Linked DNA regions of Homo sapiens: region 2 is linked to region 1. The links are chromatin loops, found by intact Hi-C in ENCODE. Cell type or tissue: left ventricle myocardium inferior. All regions are shown on one strand. Links, peaks and the distances in the headings refer to the core of each region. The heading gives the core; the rest is flanking DNA. Region 1 overlaps UTY (ubiquitously transcribed tetratricopeptide repeat containing, Y-linked). Region 2 overlaps UTY (ubiquitously transcribed tetratricopeptide repeat containing, Y-linked).

The links. Hi-C counts contacts between places; a loop is a spot of excess contacts. Peaks named below come from ENCODE experiments on the same cell type or tissue, not always from the same donor. Only the 100,000 strongest peaks of a DNase experiment are listed, where the experiment ranks them.
Region 2: a loop joins it to region 1, with 2.4 times the contacts of the local background. A loop is called at or near these places in 3 of 110 quality-filtered maps.

The regions. Positions count from the first base shown.
Region 1 is chrY:13,371,645-13,377,029 of GRCh38, reverse strand. All of the region lies in intron 8 of UTY (ubiquitously transcribed tetratricopeptide repeat containing, Y-linked), which reads left to right. Among named protein-coding and RNA genes, the nearest start is that of MIR12120, 100 kb to the left of the region's middle. In left ventricle myocardium inferior, for the core only: no CTCF peak of the experiment used is centred there; no DNase peak of the experiment used is centred there.
Region 2 is chrY:13,421,225-13,426,609 of GRCh38, reverse strand. The region is part of intron 4 of UTY (ubiquitously transcribed tetratricopeptide repeat containing, Y-linked); the gene reads left to right. Among named protein-coding and RNA genes, the nearest start is that of MIR12120, 55 kb to the left of the region's middle. In left ventricle myocardium inferior, for the core only: a CTCF peak has its summit at 2,905; no DNase peak of the experiment used is centred there; H3K4me3 peaks cover 837 bases; H3K27ac peaks cover 1,504 bases.

The sequences.
Region 1 (5,385 bases), core at 153-5,152:
TGAAGCATTTTTGTGATGTAGATTCTGTCTCTACTCTTCCAGACTGTGGTTCTAAACAAAATTCCTTTGTAAGAGATTGGTGGTTCTACATTATTCTGTTTGTTTATTTAGTGTTCCTTCAGGCTCTCACTCTAATGTTGCTGGTTTCACGGGAAGAGGATGCTTTCCACAGCCATGTTGACTGGTGCCTCTTTGTGTTGGGGAAGGTAGTCTCAGCATCACGGGGATGAAAGGACACTTAGAAAAGGACTTTTGAATATGCCGTTTATTAAAAGGGATCCACTAGGTTCTTTTACTTTTTTGGGTGCTCTACTGTTTGTATTTTCAGTGATGGGAATGAGCCTGGGCATGCTGTTCTTTTAGGTGGGAGGTCCTAATACTGTTACTACATTGGTCTAGACCCAGAATGCCTAGCTAGTTTACACTTCCAATTCTGGTTTTCTAAGCTGTCTTTTGGTTGTGTCTCAAGTGACTTCCAGGGCTTGTCTAGTCAACTGATTTTGACAGTGTTCTCTGTGTATAATACAGTGATGATAGCATTGTGCTTCCAAAAAATGATAATGAGCAGTTGGACATTTATGCAGAAAAAATGTGGATCTCTACCTCACACTGTACACAAAATGGAATTCAAAATGGATCACAAGTATACAAATATATAAGAAGTTGTCTTTATTATTAGTTTTTAGATATAACACTTTGTACCATCCTTGTGAAAAAAATACTTATATTTGATAATTAGCATTAAAATCTTTTGCTCTCAGAAACACTGTTAAAAGATTGAAAAGATGAGCCATAGACTGGGAGAAAATATGTAAAAATCACATATTGAATAAAGGGCTTTGTAGAATGATACAAGAAACTTGTAAAACCCAACAGTAGTAATAATAAGAAAATATTTAAAATGGTGAAAATATATGAAGAGAAACACATTGAAGAAGATACTCAGATTGCACATAACATGAAAAGATGTTACTAGGTAAATTCATGTTAAAACAAAAAATAAGTTAGTACTATTAGCATACAACTGTTAGAAAGTCTAAATTTTTAAGAGCCTAACAATATTATGTCTGGTAAGTTACACAGTAACATAAATAAATAATCCATTGCTTTTGGTAATGCAAATTGAAACAGTCATTTTGAAAGACAGTTTCTTATAATACTAAATACAGACTTTACGTATTACTCAAGTCCTTCTGCACGTTTTCCAAACTGACTTGAAAGTCTCTTTCCTAACAAAAATCTGTGTATGAATGCTTATTCCTAACTGCTGCATAATGGAAACTACCAAGATACATTTCACTAGGTGAGTGTGTAAAACTGTGCTAATACATACTATTTAATATTACTAAATATTGCAAAGGAATGAACTATGAATTCACGTACCAACAAAATTGAATCTTAAATACACATTGTTAAGTTAAAGAAGCCATTACAAAAAGACACCATACTTTGTTAATCTATTTATTTGCCATTTTGTAAAAACTGTAAGGATAGTAATGAGATCAGGTGTTTTCAGGGAGTTTAGAGAGGAGTGATAATTAGATGAAGCCCCCAGGCTATGTTAGAATAATCAAATCATTTTGCATGCTGCTCTATTGTTGGATATATGACATTATCTTGGATACATTAGCTTACTTATTTAAGACAAGCAACTGACTTTAGAGCCTAAAGAATGAACCTTTAATGTATATAAAATTTAAAAAAATAATGTGAGGTCAGGAAATTCCAGAATGGAACATAGACTGTATCCAAATAAATTTTGTTATAAATGTATCACATCATCTCTTTGAAGAGAGTAATGGGAGAAATCTACTGATCTTTGGAAATGAAACTACGTTTAAACAAAATAAAACAATCTTATGCCTAAGAATTGTGCTGTTAGTGGGAAAGTTGTTATGGGGATAAATTTTAGAAATTCAAAAACTATAACATACTGGCATTCTACAAATAAGACAGTGAAATAAGAAATAGAAAATAACAGAAAAATAGAGGAGGAGAAAAAGAAATGAGAAGATGAAATAGGAAAATAAGAAATTCTGCAAATAAGAAAACGAATGGTATTCTTGGGAGCAGTTTATTCCCTGTTGAGGTAGGAGTCTACAAATACCCCATTGGGGGATAGTAGAATGAACTATGGGAAATGGATTATATCTGGTGATATCAGTATGAACTCATGTTTGGATTAATGTATTTTTATATAGATAGCTATATATATATCTGTATATCCTTGTTCTGTCAGCCAAGATGAACTGAAGCAGTGATGCCACACTATTAGCAAGCACACCTACTGCCCGGATCTTTGTTACTAATACTATTCTCTAGTAAAAGGAACTAGTGCTCCTTGGAGAAGTGGCTGATTCTAGGACTGGTGCATAAGATGAGTCTTAAGTATTACTAACTCAAGAATTGCTTGGGGATATGGAGTGGGGGCACCATGTCATTTGGATGAAGATGTTTTTTAAATGTTTATGGTTATTCTTTATTTTAATATTTTCAGTGGATATATTTTTGTGGCTTAAAATAAATATAAAAAGCTAAAACAAAAGTTTTACTGTTTTCTGTCATAGTTCCCAAACCGCTTTGCTAATGAGAACACTTTTATATACTAATTTCTCTAAAAATTTTCAGAATTTAGGGTATTGAGGATATAAGAATGTATTTTGTTTTGTTTTGTTTTAAAGACTAAGTGAAATAAGCTGGGCTGGGCACGGTGGCTCACACCTGTAATCCCAGCACTTTGGGAGGCCGAGGCGGGCGGATCATGAGGTTAAGAGATCAAGACCATCCTGGCCAACATGGTGAAACCCCATCTCTACTAAAAATACAAAAATTAGCTGGTGGTAATGGCATGTGCCCTGTAATCCCAGCTACTCAGGAGGCTGAGGCAGGAGACTGTCTTGAACCCTGGAGGTGGAGGTTGCAATGAGCTCTCAAAAAATAAAAATAAAAAGCCAGGCAGAAAAGGACAAATGCTGTGATCTACCTATATGAAATATACAGAATAGACAAATTTAAAGATCTAAAGTAAAGGTTACCAGGGGCTGCAGTCAGAAGAGAATGGGGAGTTAGTAAAGTGACAGATTTTGTATTTCAAGTGGTGAAAAGGCTTTGAAAATAGTGATGATGGTTACACAACACTGTGAATGTACTTAAATGGTACACTTAAAAATAATAAAATGTGCTTTCAGAGGCTGAAGCAAGAGGATTGCTTGAGGCCAGGAGTTCGAGACCAGCCTGGGCTCAAATCTATGTATAGGTTTATGTATAAACCTTTTCATAAAGCAGCATGCTATACTGACTGTATTTCTTGTTTTTTGTTTTTTGGTTTGTTTTATAACTAGTGAAATAAACATCCCTTGACATTTACTATTTTTTTCTTCTTTTACCTTTAAGACTATAGGCACGTGCCACCATGCCCATCTGGTTTTTAAAACATTTTTGTAAAGATGGGGTCTTGTTATGTGGCACACGCAGGCCTCAAACTCCTGGCCTAAGGAAATCCTCTTGCCTCAACCTCCTAAGGCATATTTTATGTGCTTTTAAGTGTGCCATTTTAGTAGCATTAAGTACATTCACAGTATTGTGTAACTATTGCCACTGTTTGTTTCCATAACTTTTTTTATCATTCGTAATACAAAATCTGTACTTAATAAGTCTTCATTTTCTTCTGACTTCAGCTCGTGATATCCTTTGCTTTATGTCTTTGAATTTGTCTGTGTTGGGATACATCACACAAATGGATCATACAGTATTTATCTTTTTGTGTCTTGCTTATTTTACTTAGCTTTGAATCTTCAGGGTTCATTCACATTCTCACTTCATTATTTTTTGTGCCTGAACAATATTTTGTTATACTCATTCACATTTATATTTTTGCTTAGCAGTTCATCTGTAAATGAACGGCTGAATTATTTCCATATTTTGGCAATTGTGAATAATACTGCTATACACAGCGGTGTACAAGTATTTATGTGAGTCTTTGTTTTCATTTGGGTATGTATCTAGTGGAATTGCTGAGAAATATAATTTTGTTTAGTATTTTAAGGAACCACCAAGCTGTTTTGCACAGTATTTGTACCATTCTTAATGGCAATACACAAGGGTTCAAATTTCTCCACGGCCTTCATCCTGGTGATTGTGAAGTGATATTTCATTATTGTTTGATTTAGAGTACCCTTAAACTAATGGTTTTGAGCATCCTTTCATGTGCTTATTGGCCACATGTATAGCTTCTTGGAGAAATGTCTATTCAAATCCTTTGCCCTTTTTTGAATTGGTTGTGAGGGGTTTGGTTGTCAAATTGTAGGAGTTCTAAATATATTCTGAATATTAATCCCATTGCCAAATACATGATTTGCATATATTTTGTCCCACTTTGCTGTTTTCACTATTTTGATAGTGTCCTTTGATGTACAGAAGTTTTAATTTTGGAGAAGTCGAGTTTTTCTTTTTGTTACCTATGTTTTTAGTGTCAGGTTTAAGACATCACTGTGAAATCCAAGATGTGAAGACATCATGCAATTTTTTTTAAGAGTTTTACTATTCAAGCCTTACATTTAGGGCTTTGATTCATTTTCAGTTAATTTTTTATATGTAGTATAAAATAAGGACCAATTTTCATTATTTTCAATGTGGATATTGAATTTTTCAAGCACCATTTGTTTAGAACACTATTTTCCATTGACATGTTTTGGCACCTCTGGTGAAAATCAGTTTGCCATCTGTGTGGGCATTTTATTTCTGGGCTCTCTTTTATTGTTATACCAATACCGTATTGTTTCATTTACTATCATGTTTTAGTCTGTATGAACTTTGAATGTGCAAATTCTTCACTTCATTTTTTCAACAGTTATTTGGCTGTTTTTGGCCCTTTGCAATGTGAATTTTAGGATGAGTTTTTCATTTTCTGCAAATCAGTATGCAGTTTTCATAGGGATTGTTTTACATCCGTAAACTGCTTTGGAAAGTGCTGTCATTGCAAAAGTATCAGGAATTTCAGTTCATGAACACAGAATGTCTGTCATTCATTTGTGTCTTTAATTTCTTTTAGCATTTTTTGTAGTTTTCAGTGTACAGATATTTCACTTTTGGTACACTTGTTCCTTCAAAATTTTTTTCTTTTTAATCCTGTTAATAGAATTGTTTTCTTAATTTTCTTTTCAAATTGTTAATTGCTATGGTTAGTGTACAGTAATCCTTCTCATCCCCATACCCCTACAACTTCTCCATCAGCTTTACTTGTGGGAGACAATTTCAAGACTTTTCCTTAGGTTACCTGAAAACTCAAATAGTACTGGACACTATATATGGATCACGGTTTTCAAGCTGATAATCAAGATAGCAACTAAGTAAGAGACTTAGAAGCATGTACAGGGTGGGTACATA
Region 2 (5,385 bases), core at 156-5,155, 50 kb before region 1:
TATTGAATGCGATATTTCTTTTTTCCCTTCACTTCGAGTATTATTTTGCTTTGTTTTGAGTTTTGATAATTCGATATTGATGTGCCTTGTGTATTTTGTTTTTGGATCGAATTTATTTGGTTACTGCTGAGCTTCTTTACTTGGTGGTGCCATGTTTCTCTAGCATTATGAAATTATTTTCCTAAATACACATCCTAGGCCTGTCTCTTTCAGGAATGTTTATTATGTGGAGGCTTTTTTTATGTGATAATTACCCATAATTCTTGTAAGCCCTCTATTTTTGCACCTTTGTGTAATTTCACATGGTCTTTCTTGATGCTTGGTAATTCTTCCTTCATTTTTCAAAGTCTGCTTTTGAAAGTGTCTGATTTTTTTTTCTGTTCAGTTATTGCATTCTTTATTTTTAGTATTTCTGTTTGGTTTGTTTTTTTATTTATTCGTGTCAATTTTCTTATTTTTTTTTCCTGGCTTGTTGTCCAGGTTTCATTTACTTTTCTTTCTCTGTTTTCTTGTGATTATCTGAACCTCAGGAGGGTTATTCTGAATTCTCCATCTGACATCTTATAGATCTTCACTTCTTTTGGGTACATTGCTGGAGCATTGTTGGTTTCTTTTGGTTGTATCTGTTTCCTTCAGTTTCTGCAATCATTGTGACTTTATGTAGATGCTGCACCTTTGAGGAAATAGCCTCCTCTTCCAGTTTTTGCAAGTGTTCTTTGGTGGTTTAGACCTTTACTACTTAGTATTGCAAATAAACACTGGACTGTTTTCTTTTCCCATTTTGGAGAAGACTCATAGTGACCACCAGAACTAAAACATTGGACAGGAACAAACTCATTGCCCTGTAGGTAGGTGGTTCCTAGTTTGGGGAACTTACAGTGAACACAAAATATTAAATGCTGCTGCAAAACTAAATTGCTACTCTGTTATGTTCCCCTTCTGGGGAAGACTTAAATAGTTACTGGAACTTAATGCTGACCTTTTGCTCATTTCCAGACGAGGGAAAGACTGCTTTGGATATCGAGGCCCTGTGGAAAATCTCAACAGAAATTTGGACCTTACTGCATATTGTGCCCCTTGTAGTACCTTGGTGCCAACTGGTCTCTTTAATGTGTTTCTCCTTCTGTTTGTAGTTCAAAGTATTCACCAGGATTCTTTCACCAGTCAGTGTGGTCCACAATCTGTTGTCTGTCCCCAGTTCACTCCAGGTGGGTCAGGCTTTCTGGCATTCCTAGTAGTTCTTGTGGGATAGGACCAAAGTGTGTTTTCTGTGAAGATTCTGAGATGGTAGAGGATGTAGAATGTTTACATCCACTTTCCTCCTCTCACCTTCGAAACTGTGGTTCTGGGGAAGTTTTCTGAGAGTATTTATGCTTGCTTGGGAGAGAGGAGAGCACAGTCTAAAACAATGATTTTCCTTGCCAGTTGCAGAATGTGGTTTTAATTAGCATTTTATTTGTGACTAATGATATTAAACATCTTTTCATGTGCTTATTTGCCTCTTTAGTGCATTTTTTGATAATGTGTATATGTGTCTGTGTTTTGCCTAAATTCTAATGAATTGTTTTGAAACTGCTGAGTTTTGAGAGTTCTTTATTGATTCTATTTACTAGTACTTCGTGGGATATGTGGTTTGTGACTACTTTCTCCCTGTTTGTTTTTTGTCTTTTCATCCACTGAATACTGGGTTTTCTTTAAGTACATTGGAATAATATTACTTTTGATAGTCTATAATTTCATGAATTTGTTTTTCACTTTGATGTCTGGAACATAGTTTTCTTTTTGTTAGCTTTTCCTATGTTTTTAGAGACAAGGTCTTAGTACATTGCCTAGGCTGCTCTTGAACTCCTGGGCCTAGGCAGTCCTCTTGTCTCTCTCTGTTTTTTTATTTTGGAGACGGGATCTCTCTCTGTCGCCCAGGCAGGAGTGCAGTGGTGCAGTCTCCGCTAACTGCAAGCTCTGCCCCCCGGGTTCAAGCGATTCTCCTGCCTCAGCCTCCTGAGCAGCTGGTACTACAGGCATCCACCACCACATCCAGCTAATTTTTGTATTTTTAGTAGAGACAGGATTTCACTGTGTTAGCCAGGATGGTCTTGACCTCCTGACCTCTTGGTCCGCCCGCCTCCAAAGTGATGGGATTACCTACATGAGCCACCATGCCCAGCCTCTGGTGGTTTTTGTTTTGTTTTGTCTTGTTTTGTTTTGAGATGGAGTTTTGCTCTGTCACCCAGGCTGGAGTGCAGTGGCACAATCTCAGCTCACTGCAACCTCCACCTCCTGGGTTCAAGCAATTCTTGTGCCTCAGCCTCCCGAGTAGCTGGGACTATAGACGTGCCCCTCCATGCCCAGTTAATTTTTGTATATTTAGTAGATACGGGGTTTAACTGCGTTGGCCAGGCTGGTCTCAAACTCCCGACCTCGTGATCTGTCCACCTCGGCCCTCCAAAGTGATGGAGTTACAGGCATGAGCCACCACATCCAGCCATTCTCTCTCTATATTTTTAAAGCAGGCCTTCTTGTGTAAGTGGGTGAATGTGCATAGTGAAGTTTCTAGTGGAGTTTGTTGATACTCTCTTTAGGGTTAGGTGAAAGCTGGACATTGTTATCTTTTAGAGCATGAGGATGTAGTAACTGAGGTGAGTTCCCTTCTGGGCTCTTCTGATGGAAGGGAAGGTTGGGGCAATCAGAATGCCAACTATGGTCTGCCCAATTCTGCCTGGTTGATGCTAGTAGTATGTAGTGACACAACTTCCTGTTGGGCCTTGCTAACAGGTATAAAAAAAGAGGTTGCAAACTTCCAAATAACTTCAGTGCCCCTGTTCTTTTCTCCCACATAAATAAAGCTTATCTCTCCACAGGGCCCTCTTTATAATATCCTGCTGGGTGAAATGGAGTACTGCCTACTTTCACTAGATGGAGATATACAATTAACTCCAATTTCATTATTTACTGACACCATCTGGTTAGAAAAATTGGAGCACTGCCTGGTTCAAATGACAAAGGGGTAGTACGTCAGCTTTTGGTTCGGCCTTGCCTAAAATACCCTGTAGTGGAATCTTTGTGCCATAATCTGCTTCTACTTTGTAGAGAATGAAAGATTTACTCATCTCTTTGTTGATACTCCAGAAGAATCCGGAGTACCAGTTCCCTTTGCCAGCAAAGGATGGAAGATAAGCTTTTGGCTTGTTCTGCTGACACTGCTCTGCTGGGAAATTGTGGTATGCAGTCTGCTTCCTAGTGGTAATTGGGATAAGAATATCAGTTTCCTTTTTAGCCCTATTGCAGCCGTATTATGTCTGTGCGTGGTGGAGTGTAGGAGAATGCAACTGTACTTTTTTTACCCTGTGGTTTCTGGCAGTGTTGTGGATAAGTTTTCAGTTTCTATGCCATTCTTTTCCTGGTGTTTTGGCTAGGAGTAATAGGATTTTTTTAGTGGCCTGGGTTGGAGCCTTCAGCAATACCCTGTCTGTAACATATAGAAGGCAACAAGGAAAAACGGGCACTTGCCATATTGTCATTCTTTGAGTCCCAATGTCTGTATGCAGTCCTGCTTCTGGTTTTATCTTAAGAATTTTGAGATGGGTCCTGAAGAGTACTCAGTCCTCATACTGGTAATTCCCAAACACTTAGGTGAGATCTTTAATTCACTGCTCTCTATGTGCATATTTTTCCAGTCTGTTTGATGATAGTAGTTATGGATCTTGGTTTTGTAGACATTGTTCTCTCTGGTTCTTTCAATAGCTTTTTCCCTGATATTGGTAATTTTCTTAAGAAGAGTTTAAACCACTTCAGATCTCTGAAGCTGCCTTTGTAGCTCTCTACTTTTTAGAATTCTGTCTCAAGATCTCTTGATTAGTTATGTTGGTTTCCTTACACTCACAGATCTAGTTCTTCATCCAAGCAGTCTCCATGGTTTTACCTGCTTTATCTTGTGTCATTGATATTGCCATTACGGAGTTTATATCAGTTGTTTTTACTTTTCATTCAGAGATACTATCTTTCTTAATTGATATACATTATTCAACTTCTCTTTAATGATTCTTTTTTCCCCTTTCAGTTTTTTTGGGAAAACCAAGAAGTCTTTTAGTACCTGTCTTTTAGTGTCCTTCTTTATTGAACTTTGTTTTTATTATTTCTTGAAATCACTTCTAGGCAAATGAAGCTAGTTGGATTTTGATGTGTTCATTTTATTGTGTTTTCATACTGTCTTCTACTTATGCTCAGTTTCTATTTCTCATGGCGAGGGTTGAAGTTTTTTGTAAAATAAGGTATATAGTATGAGCTGTTTTTAAGAAAAATATTAAGCAAATTGTAATAAATCTCAGTGGATGTTTGAAAATACTTTAGTTATACTTGAATAAGAAGTTTGGAAGATGAATTAGGAAGAAATAGAAAATGTTCTAGGCATATAACATTTTGGCAAGCAAAAGTCTAATTTAAATGGTTGACATTTTGTGACAAATATGTTGTTATAATAATTTTCATTTGTTTATGAGCATGCATATTTCCTGTTTGTTTATATTTTATATTCCTCACACCAACATCTTTTTATGTTATGAATTAATCGATCAAGAGTTGAAATAGTGACACTTATTGAACTACTGTTGTTTCCTAGGTAGAATATAATAGCATTTCTATTAAAAAAAATTATAGTAGACACAGTTGATATGTTGCTCTTTCTCTCTTTTTAAAACTTTTAGATTTGGGGGCACATGTGAAACTTTGTTACATAGGTAAACTCATGTCACTAGGGCTTGTTCTTCAGATCATTTTATCAGCCAGGTATTAAGCCTGGTACCCAATAGTTATCTTTTCTGCTCCTCTCCCTCCTCCTACCCTCCACTCTCAAGTAGATCCCAGTGTCTCTTGCAGTATTTGATTTTCTGTTCCTGTTTTAGTTTGGTAAGGATAATAGCTTCCAGCTCCATCCATGTTCCTGCAAGAGACGTGATCTTATTCCTTTTTATGGCTGCTTAATGTTCCATGGTGTATATGTACCACATTTTCTTTATTTACTCTTTAATTGCTGGGCATTTAGGTTGATTCCATGTGTTTGTTGTTGTGCATAGTGCTGCAGTGAACATTCACATGCCATGTGTTTGCTATTGTGCATAGTGCTGCAGTGAACATTCATATGCATTTGTCTTTGTGGTACAATGATTAATACTATAAATCATCATTTATACTACTTATATAATATAGTGAGAATATACTCTGGGGGTATATACCCAATAATGGGATTGCTGAATCAAATGGTAGTTCTGCATGGGTTTAGCTCTTTGAGGAATTGTTATACTGCTTTCCACAATGGTTGAACTAATTTATTTACACTCCCACCAAGGGTGTGTAAGTATTCTCTTTTCTCAGCAACTTTGCCAGCACCTG